3 separate regions of the Homo sapiens genome follow, and regions 2 and 3 are each linked to region 1. The links are chromatin contacts, found by Hi-C or POLR2A ChIA-PET in ENCODE. All regions are on one chromosome and are shown on one strand. Each heading gives the region's core, a stretch centred on a gene start or an enhancer-like site at or near the end of the contact. The rest is flanking DNA. Distances are from core to core; before and after follow the strand shown. Region 1 holds the start of STX5 (syntaxin 5). Region 2 holds the start of FADS1 (fatty acid desaturase 1). Region 3 holds the start of TMEM258 (transmembrane protein 258).

What was found. Hi-C counts contacts between places; a loop is a spot of excess contacts on that map. ChIA-PET counts read pairs that join two places held with the same protein, here RNA polymerase II (POLR2A). Pooled maps may share reads with other maps.
Region 2: a loop to region 1 is called in a pooled map, with 4 times the contacts of the local background. The contact joins the promoter of FADS1 here to the promoter of STX5 in region 1. A Hi-C loop is called at or near these places in 1 of 37 single-sample maps with no recorded cell type and 8 of 50 pooled maps. POLR2A ChIA-PET finds 5 or more read pairs at or near these places in 3 of 52 experiments (PC-3, RWPE1 and activated B cell).
Region 3: a pooled map shows a loop between it and region 1 (5-fold over the local background). The contact joins the promoter of TMEM258 here to the promoter of STX5 in region 1. A Hi-C loop is called at or near these places in 6 of 50 pooled maps. POLR2A ChIA-PET finds 5 or more read pairs at or near these places in 2 of 52 experiments (RWPE1 and activated B cell).

The regions. Positions count from the first base shown.
Region 1 is chr11:62,829,357-62,833,360 of GRCh38, reverse strand. It overlaps STX5 (syntaxin 5), which reads left to right and starts at 1,310. Exons shown (of 11, transcript NM_003164.5): 1 at 1,310-1,407; 2 at 2,099-2,342. The coding sequence starts at 2,118. TEX54 (testis expressed 54) reads left to right here and starts at 520. Exons shown (of 1, transcript NM_001395459.1): 1 at 520-1,040. The coding sequence starts at 611. The coding sequence ends at 985. It overlaps WDR74 (WD repeat domain 74), which reads left to right. Exons shown (of 11, transcript NM_001369450.1): 11 at 230-450. The coding sequence ends at 409. It overlaps STX5-DT (STX5 divergent transcript), which reads right to left and starts at 1,127. Exons shown (of 2, transcript NR_135084.1): 1 at 1,044-1,127. RefSeq lists enhancers at 800-849, 870-939, 1,310-1,399.
Region 2 is chr11:61,815,626-61,819,960 of GRCh38, reverse strand. FADS1 (fatty acid desaturase 1) reads left to right here and starts at 2,958. Exons shown (of 12, transcript NM_013402.7): 1 at 2,958-3,406. The coding sequence starts at 3,032. LOC124902680 (a long non-coding RNA gene) reads right to left here and starts at 1,941. Exons shown (of 2, transcript XR_007062696.1): 1 at 1-1,941. It also overlaps a transcript of FADS2 not described here. RefSeq lists silencers at 2,597-2,696, 3,037-3,236 and an enhancer at 3,757-4,335.
Region 3 is chr11:61,790,714-61,794,982 of GRCh38, reverse strand. It overlaps TMEM258 (transmembrane protein 258), which reads left to right and starts at 2,384. Exons shown (of 4, transcript NM_014206.4): 1 at 2,384-2,427. The coding sequence starts at 2,425. FEN1 (flap structure-specific endonuclease 1) reads right to left here and starts at 2,072. Exons shown (of 2, transcript NM_004111.6): 1 at 1,955-2,072. MIR611 (microRNA 611) reads left to right here and starts at 2,422; the gene lies at 2,422-2,488. RefSeq lists enhancers at 1,183-2,158, 2,072-2,366, 2,159-3,136.

The sequences.
Region 1 (4,004 bases), core at 61-2,560:
CCCTGTGGGTTTGTCCCTGTGCCCCTGACTACTTTTCTTTTTTTTTTTTTTTTTTTTTTTTTTTAAACTTCTTTTTGTGGAGATGGGGTCTCCTTATGTTGCCCAGTCTGGTCGCTAAGTCCTGGGCTCAAGCAATCCTCCTGCCTTGGTCTCCCAAAGTGCTGAGATTACAGGTGGGAGCCACCGTGCCCGGCCCCCCTGACTCCTAAGCTTTCTTCCCACTCACCAGGATGAGCCCCAAGAGCCTCAAGAACCCAACAAGGTGCCCCTAGAAGACACAGAGACAGATGAACTTTGGGCATCCTTGGAGGCAGCTGCCAAGCGGAAGCTCTCGGGTTTGGAGCAGCCCCAAGGAGCTCTCCAAACGAGACGGAGAAAGAAGAAGCGGCCTGGGTCCACCAGCCCCTGACGCCCCTGTGCCCACTTTGTAAATAAACTGCTGAACACCCACCATGACCCTGAGCCTTTTGTGATGGGAGAAAGGAATGAGGGGTAGCTTGGGGTGGGGGCTGCCTGAGCTGGGGCGACGGGATATCTGATGTCACAAAAGCCGGGCCTGGAGGCAGGCAGGCTGGCGTGGGTGGCACGGAGTCCAGGGCCACGCGGGGCCATGGGCTGCTGCCAAGACAAGGACTTTGAGATGTCTGATGAGCAGTCCAAGGAGGAAGAGTCTGAGGACGGCAGGGAAGATGAGACCACAGACACACAAAGAGGGCCCAGGGAGTGTGAGAGGGGGCTTCCCGAGGGTAGGGGTGAGCTCAGAGGCCTCGTCGTCCCCTCAGGCGCCGAAGATATCGACTTGAACTCCCCGGACCATCCGAATCACAAGTCGAACGAAAGCCTTCTGATTACCGTGCTGTGGCGGCGACTATCCACGTTCGGTCGTCGGGGCTCCTCGCGGCCAAGCAAGAGGCAACCAGACCAGATTCGGAAGCAGGAGAGTCCGATCCGAGAAGGCAACCAGGAGGAGCCGGAGAAGGGATGACCCCAGACCTGCTCTCAGTCCGCCCCAACCTCCAGAGAATAAAATTTCTAACGTATACCTGCACGACCACTCTGGGGGACTGGGCGCGGACACCACCGGGCAGCTGGTTCTTTAAGGCTCCTTCCCGGAGGCGGGCCCAGCCCCCTGAGCGCCTGCTGTAGTACTCTGGGGCGGGGTCACGGTGGCGCCTTAGCCAATGGGAGGGCGGGATCGCTCTTGCGTTTGGGTGTGGGGCGTGTCTTTCGGGTCGCTGGGCTTGAAACGCGTGGGACCGCCCCCTCGTCACTGGGGGTGGGGTTACGTGTAGGTGACGTGGCCGCTTCCAGTCTTTGGTCGGGTTTCGGCGGCTTCAGTGCTCGGGGAGGAGGCAGTGACGGCCGGTGAGATTGGAAGTGGCGGCGGCGGCAGGCGGCAGAGGGGAGGTAAGATTCGCTTTAAGAGGGGATCTGGCCGCCGTGTCAGCTCTGGGGCAGTGGTTTTACGGGGGCGACGACTGGCGGGGGGAAGGGAATCAGGGGCGAGCGGGCAAGTCCTGCCGGCCCGGCTCCGGGTGAGCGAATTCCTTGCCGTCCAATCAGGAAAGCCTCTGTTGAGAGAGACGTCGGCCTTAGCTAATGAGTGGTTGAAGTCTTCCAGAAGGCGGACCTTGGGCGGGGGGTGGGACTTCCTGTTTCAAATAAACACCCAGAGGTTTTCCCCCTCCGCCCACCGAAGTGTGTCAGTCTTTGGAGGTCCGTCACTGGCCCTCCCGGAGGGGCCGAAGGAAACCGCGGAAACGAAAGGGCTGGGTTAGGGCCCGGGGCAGTTACACGGGCCGGGCCGGAGTCTCAGGACCACGGGGTTGGCTCTGGCCCTGTCTCTGCTTCAGGGTCCCCGGCCCGCGCTCTGGCCGCCAGAGCCAAGTTGGAAGAAGAGTCTGAAGCGGGTTCGACTTGGGACAGGGGAAAAGCGGGGCCCTTTCCGCTGCTGGTCCGCCCCAGGATTTGCGAGCGTCCTGGGCGCGAAAGTCCACGAGAAGTGCAGAAGGGGCTCGGGGATTTGTTGATTGGGGTGGGGCGGGGGAGTTTGGGTAAAGAAGTTGCCTGGGGAATGACACTCTCCCCTCCACAACAGTCCGAGGTTATGCGTCTCAATGATCCCGCGGAAACGCTACGGGTCTAAGAACACGGATCAGGGTGTCTACCTGGGTCTCTCAAAGACACAGGTCCTGTCCCCTGCAACTGCTGGCAGTAGCAGCAGCGACATCGCCCCTCTGCCCCCCCCAGTGACCCTCGTCCCTCCCCCTCCCGACACCATGTCCTGCCGGGATCGGACCCAGGAGTTTCTGTCTGCCTGCAAGTCGCTGCAGACCCGTCAGGTAAGGACCTGGAGTGGAAAAGGCGAGGAGTGAGCCTTACTCAAATCTAGGAAGGACTGTGCTCCACCACTGTTAACCGAAGTAATTTTGGGGGGTACCTGATGGAACTGATAGGCTTGGATGGGGCCTGTAGGGTCTGCTATAAGCAACAGAGAAGAGGTCGGCTGGCTAACTAGGGGCAAGGACTTAGACTTTTTTTTGTGAGGAATCCTTTGGAGGGCAGGATTGCTATTCTGGAGGGAGTACTTCAGAGAGTACTTGGCTGCAATATAATTGGTGTGAATAAGGAACAAGTTCTAGGAAGAGCCTTTAGCTGAGAAACATGCACCTTGAATTTTCCAATATACTTCTACCATAAGTTTGCTCTGTAACCATGAGAAAATTAGTTAATCTAGTTACATATTAGTTTTTATCTCTGTAAGATTAAGGACATTTTCTAGATAAGTAATTTGTTGTTTTTGTTTTGTTTTGAGATCTGTTTTTCAACTCTGTCAACAGGCTGGAGTGTAGTGGTGTGATGATAGCTCACTTGCAGTCTTGAACTCCTAGACTCAAGGGATCCTCTTTCCTCAGCCTCCTGAGCAGCTGGGACTACATGGATGCACCACTCAGCTAATTTTAAAATTTTTTCGTACAGGCAGTGTCTCACTATGTTGCCCAGGTTGGTCTGGACACCACACCTGGCCCTAGATCAGTAATTTGTATCAAAATCACTTAGGGTTGGATGTGGTGGCTCATACCTGTAATTCCAGCACTTTGGGAGGCCTAGGCCAGAGGATGACTTGAGGCCAGGAGTTAGAGACCAGCAGGAGCAACAAAGCAAGACCCTGTTTCTACAGGAAAAAAAAAAAAAAAAGCTGGACGTGGTGGCATGTGCCTGTAGTCCCAGCTACTTAGAAGGCTGAGCGAGGCCCAGTCTCTTCCTCTCTCTCTTTTTTTTTTTTTTTTTTTTTTGAGAAGGAATTTTGCCTTGTCGCCCAGACTGGGGTGCAATGGTGCAATCTCGGCTCACTGCAACCTCCTCTTCCTGGGTTCAAGCGATTCTCCTGCCTTAGCCTCTCGAGTAGCTGGGATTACAGGTGCCCGTCACCACGCCCGGCTAATTTTTGTATTTTTTTTTAGTAGAGATGGGGTTTCACCATGTCAGGCTGGCTTTGAACTCCTGACCTGAGGTGATCTGCCCTCCTCAGCCTCCCAAAGTGCTGGGATTACAGGTATGAGTCACCACACCTGGCCTCTCTCTCTCCTTTTTTGGAAACATGGTCTCACTCTGTCACCAAGGCTGGAGTACAATGGTTCTATCTCATCTCACTGCAACATCTGACCTCCTGGGCTCAAGCAACCCTCCTGCCTCAGGCTCCTCAGTAGCTGGGATTATAGGCATGTGCCACCACATCTGGCTAATTTCTGTTTTGTTAGTAGAGATGGGGTTTTACCATGTTGCCCAGGCTGGTCTCGAACTTCTGGGCTCAAGTGATCCGTCTGCTTTATCTTCTCAAAGTGCTGGGATTACAGGTGTCAGCCACTGCACTCAGCTCCTCTTAAAAAAAATTTGGGAGTGCTATTTATTTATTTATTTATTTATTTATTTTTGAGATGGGAATTTCGCTCTTGTTGCCCAGGCTGTAGTGCAGTGGCACGATCTTAGCTCACTGCAACCTC
Region 2 (4,335 bases), core at 1,709-4,208, 1.0 Mb after region 1:
GTGAGCCACCGCGCCCAACCTAGTCTTTTTATAGAACAGTTATCTCTGTAGCCAAACTTACATCATATTATTTAATTTTCCTTGATTCGGGGGAGGGGGGAGGGATAGCATTAGGAGATATACCTAATGCTAAATGACGAGTTAATGGGTGCAGCACACCAACATGGCACATGTATACATATGTAACAAACCTCCATGTTGTGCATATGTACCTTAAAACTTAAAGTATAATAAAATAAAAGATTTACATAAAACATTTTTCCTTGATTCTGTATTAAAGGAAAGATGACATTATTTTCAATGTCTGCAAAATATTTCACTGATGGGCATTTAGAGTGTTTCCATTTCCCGCTATCATAGATACTGCTTTAATGAATATTTTTTGTTTATAAATAGTTTTCTTTTTTTGTGTGTGGATATAGAATCTTGCTTTGTTGCCCAGGCTGGAGTGCAGTGGCACAATCTCGGCTCACTGCAACCTCTGCCTCCCGGATTCAAGCAATTCTCCTGCCTCAGCCTCCCGAGTAGCTGGGACTACAGGCGCACGCCGCCACGCCCAGCCGATTTCTTTTGTTCAGGCTGGTCTTGAACTCCTGAGCTCAGGCAATCCGCCTGCCTCGACCTCCCAAAGTGCTAGGATTATAGGCGTGAGGCACCCCGCCTGACCTATAAATATTTTTCTAAGAACATTTCCTTAGGCTATATTCCTAAACATGGAATTATTGGGAACATTTTTATTTTTCTATTTTTTTTCATCTCTTCAGTATTCAAAACATTCCTAAATTCTGGCCGGGTGCGGTGGCTCACGCCTGTAATCCCAGCACTTTGGGAGGCCGAGGCGGGCAGATCACGAGGTCAGGAGATCAAAGCCATCCTGGCTAACATGGTGAAACCCCAACTCTACTAAAAATACAAAAACAAAATTAGCTGGGCGTGGTGGCGGGCACCTGTAGTCCCAGCTACTTGGGAGGCTAAGGCAGGAGAATGCCATGAACCTGGGAGGTGGAGCTTGCAGCAAGCTGAGATCAGGCCACTGCACTCCAGCCTGGGCGACAGAGCGAGACTCCATCTCAAAAAAAAAAAAAATCTTAAATTTCTATATAAGTTGTCAAACTATTTTTTCCAGTTTAATCAACTTACACTTCTACCAGCAGTATGAGAGCTTTTATCCCACTGCACAGTCACATAGGAAAAATGGTTTATGTAAAGGACCTCTCTTCTGTTATTTAATACCCATGAATTTCTTATATAGTTGTAATCAGCGAACCCATACTACTTTGGGTTCTGCTTATTTCACGGGGAAGGATTCTATATCTATCAATATAGTTCACATTCTAGCCATTTAAAATCATTCTTTAATTCTTCATTGTGTTAACAGATCCCAATAAGCTTGGCGATTTTCTTATTGTCAGGACTCGGGTTTATTTCCAGTTTTTGCTATTAAATTGGCTATTTCTGCATCTTTGCACAGTCTCCCCTACTTTACCAAGAGTGAAACTGCTTGATCAAAGAATAGAAAATGTTTTGTAGCTCGCATTAGACACTGCCAAGTTGTTGGGCAAGGTTTTTAAAAAAGGAATATTGGCTGTACAGAGGTGCAGCTGTGTGGACCATCATTCCTGAGCAGGGTCCAATAGCCTGGCATCTTACCTGGAAGTCAGGACATCTAAACTTCCCTATGGGAACTTGGTAAGCCCCTTCCCCATTTCGAACCTCAATTTTCTTATCTATAAAATGAAGAATTTGGATGGAATGAATTAATCCTTTTCTACCAGAAATCTAGCCATATTTCACCTAGTCTATTCTGTATCACCCTCTCCTGACTCCTACGTGCTCAGAATCTAGCTCAGTGCTTGGGACAGTTATGTTTCCTTTCCCTTTGAAGTGCCCAAATACCAGTGTAATGAGAAATATGGCAGAGCCTGAGAGTTCAGAGCACAGGCCAGGGTCAAATCTCAGCCCTCCACTTACAAGCTGTGTGACAAAATAACCTCCCCCGGGCTCAGTTTCTTCACTGTAAATTAGGTTAATTGTTCCAACCTCATAGGGTTGTTAGGAGAATTAAATGAGTTAAGGTTTGCAAAACGCTAAGAACAGTGCCTGGCACACAGTAAGTGCTTTATAAAGTGTTTGTTGAATAAATAAAATTTTGGACCTAAACTCTGGGTCTCTTCAGGACTGCAACAGCTTTGTAACTGGCAACCCCACTTTTAGGTGCGTTCCCACTCCTCTAAAACCCAGAGATCTAAATGCCAAATCTCTCTGCTTAAAAAGTCTCCCAGGGCTCCTAGGCGCCTCCAGGCTAGAACAGAAATGCCTCAGCTTGAAGACCCAGGCTTTTCAGGTGAAACACCTAAGGGTCAGGAGACGCTAGGATCATCACTCAAGGATCCCAGTGAATTTTTCCAAAATACAATAAAAATAAAAACAAAAAGAGGCAAACAGGGTTATAAAAATTGTGGGGCATTTTAAATGTTTCATTGAACAAATTAAAGCATTAACAGCCCTCCCCCAACCACCACCAAGCCCAAGAGACCGTAAATATGCTGTTCACAAGATAACTGCAACTTTCAAGGGCTCTCAGGCTGCTACTTCGGGCAGCACAATTGGCGGCACGACGTGGCAAGCAGGCAGTAGTTTCCAACCCTGGAGGGTCAGCGTCTGGAGACCCCGGCCAAGGCATCCACAGCCTAAAGATGATGTCCGCGACCGCCCGGGCAGCCTCGTGCACGGAAAAACCTCAACCCCGGCCCCGCCCACCCTTCCTGCGGCCACCCCGCAGCCCTGGCCCCTCAGTCCATTCACTCCTGCAGCGCGGCCCCGCACCCAGGGCCTGCACTAGAACCGCTGTTCCTACCGCGGCGCCCCCTGGGAGCCAACGCCGCGATGCCCGCCTGACGTCAGGAAGTCGAATCCGGCGGCGACGCCTTTAGGGAGCCCGCGAGGGGGCGCGTGTTGGCAGCCCAGCTGTGAGTTGCCCAAGACCCACCGGGGGACGGGATCTCGCTCCCCGCGCCACGAGGCTCGGCCAATGGGAACGCGCGCTGCGAGGCCCGCCGGTCTGCCCTGCGGTGCTGAAAACCCGGCGCGCAGGCGGCTGGCTCTGGGCGCGCGCCAGCAAATCCACTCCTGGAGCCCGCGGACCCCGAGCACGCGCCTGACAGCCCCTGCTGGCCCGGCGCGCGGCGTCGCCAGGCCAGCTATGGCCCCCGACCCGGTGGCCGCCGAGACCGCGGCTCAGGGACCTACCCCGCGCTACTTCACCTGGGACGAGGTGGCCCAGCGCTCAGGGTGCGAGGAGCGGTGGCTAGTGATCGACCGTAAGGTGTACAACATCAGCGAGTTCACCCGCCGGCATCCAGGGGGCTCCCGGGTCATCAGCCACTACGCCGGGCAGGATGCCACGGTGAGCGCAGCCAGGCGGGGGCACAGGAGAGGGCGGGACCGGAGGCTGAGTGCAGGGGAGACAGAGTTACGCACTCCGAGCCAAACACCGACTAATTCGGAGGAAAGCCCGGAGGCGCCTGATCATACCTGTTGCCCGGTGATTGGGTGTCCTGCGGATGCGGGATGAAAAGGCGGGAGAGAGGCCTGGAGAAGTGGAGTCTGGGGAGTGGGGATGGAGGCCAACAACACGCACACACAAACAAAGGGTCCCGCCTCCCTGCCGTGCATTCCATCTGCAGCCCCGAGCCTCAGGTCTCTGGGCGGGGACAGAACCCCGAGCTGGGTAGGCTAGGAGGGAGGAGAGCAAGGATGCAGGCCGCCTGGGGAGGGAGGGGGTCAGTGGCCAGGGGAGGGAGTCACATCCTGTCTCGATGGCTAGGAGAGGCAGCGCAGCCGCGTCTGGACCTAGGTGCCGGTCTCCACTCGCCAGCAGGAGCGGAGAGGGAGCAGGAAAGGAGCCCATTCTCGAGGATGGGGCTGAAACGGGAAGCTTGGGGAGACCGCTGCCTTGGGGACCCCTGCGTCGTGTGAAGACTGGAGGACGCGGAAGGGACAGCGCTGGCCGGGGAGGGCAAGCGGCCGCTGGCGTACATAAGGGATTGGGAATGGCATACACTTAGCGAGGACCCCCAGAGCTGTTCTCGAATCGCCGGGGAGGCCACTGAGCCGCAGGCCAGCGAGGTCTTCAGCTATTCCGCGGAGCGGACCGCTGTTTACGCTCTGGGGCGGTAGGCCCTTCGCGGGGTCCTGTCCCTTCTTCCCTTGGTCTCACTGCGGGGTCGGCGCGCGCCCCAGCCCCAGGCCTGCTGCTTCCCTTTCTAGACCACAGCCCTCAGAGCTAAGGCCCCGGCGCCTCTCTGCTGGGTTGGAGTCCTGGGGACTCAGTCC
Region 3 (4,269 bases), core at 1,135-3,634, 1.0 Mb after region 1:
GGACCATAATGGCAGACCTGAAAGACAGGCAAATACACCAGCTAAACAAACAGATCTGATTTGTTTTGAGTCTCTGGAGAACCCTGACTAATAAGGCAGCCTTGAAAAAGGATTGCAAACATATCTGAATGGAGGTGATGTGGCTTTCTCACAAGCTTCTCTAAACTCTCTTCATCATCGCCTCAGCACATAAGAGTTTCTACTTTTATTATAATGTTGCTAGAGTTTCAAGTCTTTCCCTTTGCGTTTTCTCGCCACCACTCAGTCTGAAATGTTAACTCCATGGCTCCTCCCCAGGTCCTGATTTAGGGGTCTGGCATGCTGTAGTCACTGGGCTCAAAAGAGTATTGCACTTCAGAGTTCAGTGTTTCCCAGATAGCAGTGTTTCCCAAATCACCCTCACGATTTTTGCTACTTCCAACTAAAACCCGTACTTTCATTCACTTAGAATTTTTTTTAAAAAACTAAACTGGAAAACTCATAAGCAATAATATTTGTGTTCTATTAGTTATATTTTAATATGTATTAAATGTATAACTATTAAAAAGGATTTTTAGGGGGTGCAATTTAAAATCATCTTGCCATCCTGGCCAACACGGTGAAACCCTGTCTCTACTAAAAATACAAAAAAAAAAAAAATTAGCTGGGTGTGGTGGTGTGCACCTGTAATCCCAGCTACTCGGGAGGCTGAGGCAGGAGAATCGCTTGAACCCAGGAGGCAGAGAATGCAGTGAGCCGAGATTGTGCCGCTGCACTCCAGCCTAGCAAGAGAGTGAGACTCCGTCTCAAAAAAATAAAAAACTCATCTTGTGCCCACTGTTGGTATGTGTCCAATACTCCAAGAAATATTCTACTGGGGCCAGGCACAGAGGCTCTGGGCAGTAATCCCAGCACTTTGGGAGGCCGTGGTGGGAGGATCACATGAGCCCAGGAGTTCCAGGCTACAGTGAGCTATGATTGTGCCACCACACTCCAGCCTGGGCAACAGAGCAAGACCCTGTCAAGAAAAGAAAAGAAGACAAAAGAAAAGAGAAAGAAGAAACGAAAGACTCCATCAGGCCTTTTCATTGTTCCCACTCTTTCTTCACAGGGTTCTTTCTAGAGCATCAATGACTGTTCAATTCTTCCTTCTAATTCAGTCCAAACACTTCAGCATGGCATCACGATCTTTCATGTTCTGGTTCCCAACCTAACCCTACATTCTGGGATCTCAACAGAAAGCTGGAATAAGGCCCGCCTTTTCCCACTTTTCCTTAGCTGTGCCCTCCTCTCGCCATCCTCTCACGCGTCCTTCCAGGTCCATCCCTGGATTATTAATCAATTAATAATTAATTGACAATGAATTATTCATTTGATTAATATGAATAATTCCCCTGTGAACTGCAGCGGCAAAAGCTCTGGCCTTGAATCTAGGCGCGGCATTTACCATCCGTGTGACATTACCAAGCCACTGAGGTTTATTTTCTCGTCTACAGAAGAAGAACGATTACCATGCCTGTCTCTCAGGGCTGCTGCCAGGGTTAACTGAGACAACAGACAGAAACCTCTAATGTCCCCTCTCCAGGCCTGTTCAACCCTTCGGCTCTTGCCTCAAGCCGGCCGCGCTGCTGGAGTGTGGACTGAGGACCAGACCATGTAGCCCTTGATCCCCTCACGGCGTCCCACAGACAGGTAGGCAGGAAAGGGGCCTAAACAACTCAAGTGTCAGAAATGTTTCTCGTCCAAGGTCTTAGGAAAAATACAACACGACCCCATAAGGTGGAACTTATTACCGCTTTTCTACAATGGAGGAAAGAGAGGCTCGGAGCTTACGCGACTGGCCCAAGGCTCACAGGGGGAAAAGTGGCGGGACCTCTTGACTGCGAATCCCGCGCACTCCAGACCCCGGCTCCCCACGGCCCCCAGCGCCAAGCGGACCCCGTCGCTCCCGGAGGCGCTTCCCATGGGGTCTCACCTGGCCTTTGGGACACGCGGCCTCGGCGGCTAAAGCTTGGTTCGGGGTTGCCCCGGGCAGGCGGTCCTAAGCTCGCTCTCCCTTCTCAGCTTAGCGGCGGGTGGCCTGACGTTCAGCCGCCTTCCAAAGCCCGCGCTCCCGTCACGTGACCTGCTCGCCACGCACAGCCTCTTGGGGCGCGTAGTGCAGGCTGCGTCCCCTCAGACGGCTGCTCTCATGGCAACCAGTCCCTCCAGGGAGAACAGAGTCTCTCAGCGACCCTGGCGTACCCTTCTCCACCGCTTGTCCCCACTCCACCCACACCAGGTCCCCGCAGGCCCCTGCTCCCTCTACACCCGAAATCGCAGGACTACAAGTCCCTCAATGCCACTTGCGCCGGAGGCACTTCCTTTTCCGGTTGTGCTAGGCGCCTGCTCCTGCCGACGTGTTCTTCCGGTGGCGGAGCGGCGGATTAGCCTTCGCGGGGCAAAATGGTGAGAGCGTTGAGGGGAGTTCCAGACGGAGATGCGAGGACCCCTCGGGGTCTGACCCACACCGCGCTTATCTCCTCAGACGCCGGAGATCCAGAGGGCTAGACGCTCCTGGAACCTCCGGCTTGGGCTGAAGGGTGGGGAAGGGGGAAGCCCCTTGCCATGAACTCCTTAGGTTTCTCAGCTCGCGATTTCTAAGGGCGAGAGGCGTGGGGCGAATTTTGAATACCTTCCAGTTTGTATATCTCTGTTATCGGTGGTGTGTTATCTTTATTTGGAAAGTTCTTCTGCCGAACCCGTGCCCATCCTACAATGCCCTGGGCAAATGTTTATTGGTGAAGCACTTCCAACTCTCAGGCACTTGGCCAGACTTTCCTAGGAGCGCCCACAGCCTCTGTACAGATCTCTGGCCACGTTCCATGGACTTCTTTGTTTTCGGCCACGCCTCCTAGTGACCACCGTCTGACGCGCATCTAGCTCTGGGATGATGTCTATTCATCTTTGTATTCTCAGTGCCAAACAGAGGGCCCGTAATTGGAAGCTCAATAAATGGCAGTGATTGTCTTTATCATTTTGGGGGAAGGGGGCCGTGATTGTTTACTGAATTGAATTCCAGTGTCTCAGAACAATGGGGGCAGTTTACTTCTCTAGAGTTGTTATGTTCTGGATTTTAGAAGCATTGGCTGACCGGTGACAATGAAGTTAACATTTGTACAGATCTTTACGTTTACAGCCCTCTTTCATAAAAGACATTATCTCATCATCTTCCCTACAGCCTTAGGAAGGAAGCAAATACCTGTTGAGCAAAATACTCCCTGCTAGGCACTAGATGCTTTGATTCATCATCTTTCTTATTTTTCAGTTCTGTGAAATAGATATTACAGTCGCTTTACTCAGACTCAGATTACTCAGAACCAGAACTTGAATGTCTTGACCATAGCTCACAAGATTCCATAATAGCATAGGTAGTGAGGAAAATACTGAATTAGAAATTGAGGGCCAGGCGCGGTGGTTCACTCCTGTAATCCCAGCACTTTGGGAGGCTGAGGCGAGCGGATCAGGAGGTCAGAAGTTCAAGACCAGCCTGGCCAGCAAGGTGAAACCCTGTCTCTCCTAAAAATACAAAAAATTAGCCGGGCATGGTGGTTCACGCCTGTAATCCCAGCTGCTCGGGAGGCTGAGGCAGGATAATCACTTGAACCCAGAAGGCGGAGCTTGCAGTGAGCCGAGTTGGCACCACTGCACTCCAGGCACTCCAGCCTGGGCGATAGAGCAAGACTGTCTGGAAAAAAAAAAAAATTGAGCCTGGGCGCGGCAACTCACACCTGTAATCTCAGTACTTTGGGAGGCCGAGGCAGGCAGATCACCTGAGGTCAGGAATTCAAGACCATCCTGGCCAGCATGGCAAAACCCCATCTCTACTAAAAATACAAAAATTAGATGTGGTGGTGCGCACCTGTAATCCTATAGTCCCAGCTACTCGAGAGGCTGAGGTATGAGAATCTCTAGAACCCGGGAGGCAGAGGTTGCAGTGAGCCGAGATCGTGCCACTGCCCTCCAGCCCGGGCGACAGAGTGAGACGCCGTCCAAAAAATGAGACTCCGTCAAAAAAAAAAGATATTGAGATCTGGGTACCACCAGTCAGTGACTTATAGCGGGGGTTCTCAGCTTGGTGTCTATAGACACTGGTCCACAAAGCTCCGGAAATTGTAGGCAAACTTTTTCTTGTATGTGGTTTTTCTCAGGCAGAGAGTTCGTACCTTTAGTCACGTTTTCATAGTGGTCAGATTATTGGCCTCAGAAAATGCTAATAAGGGCCATTGATCTGCAGCTACATTTCCGGGC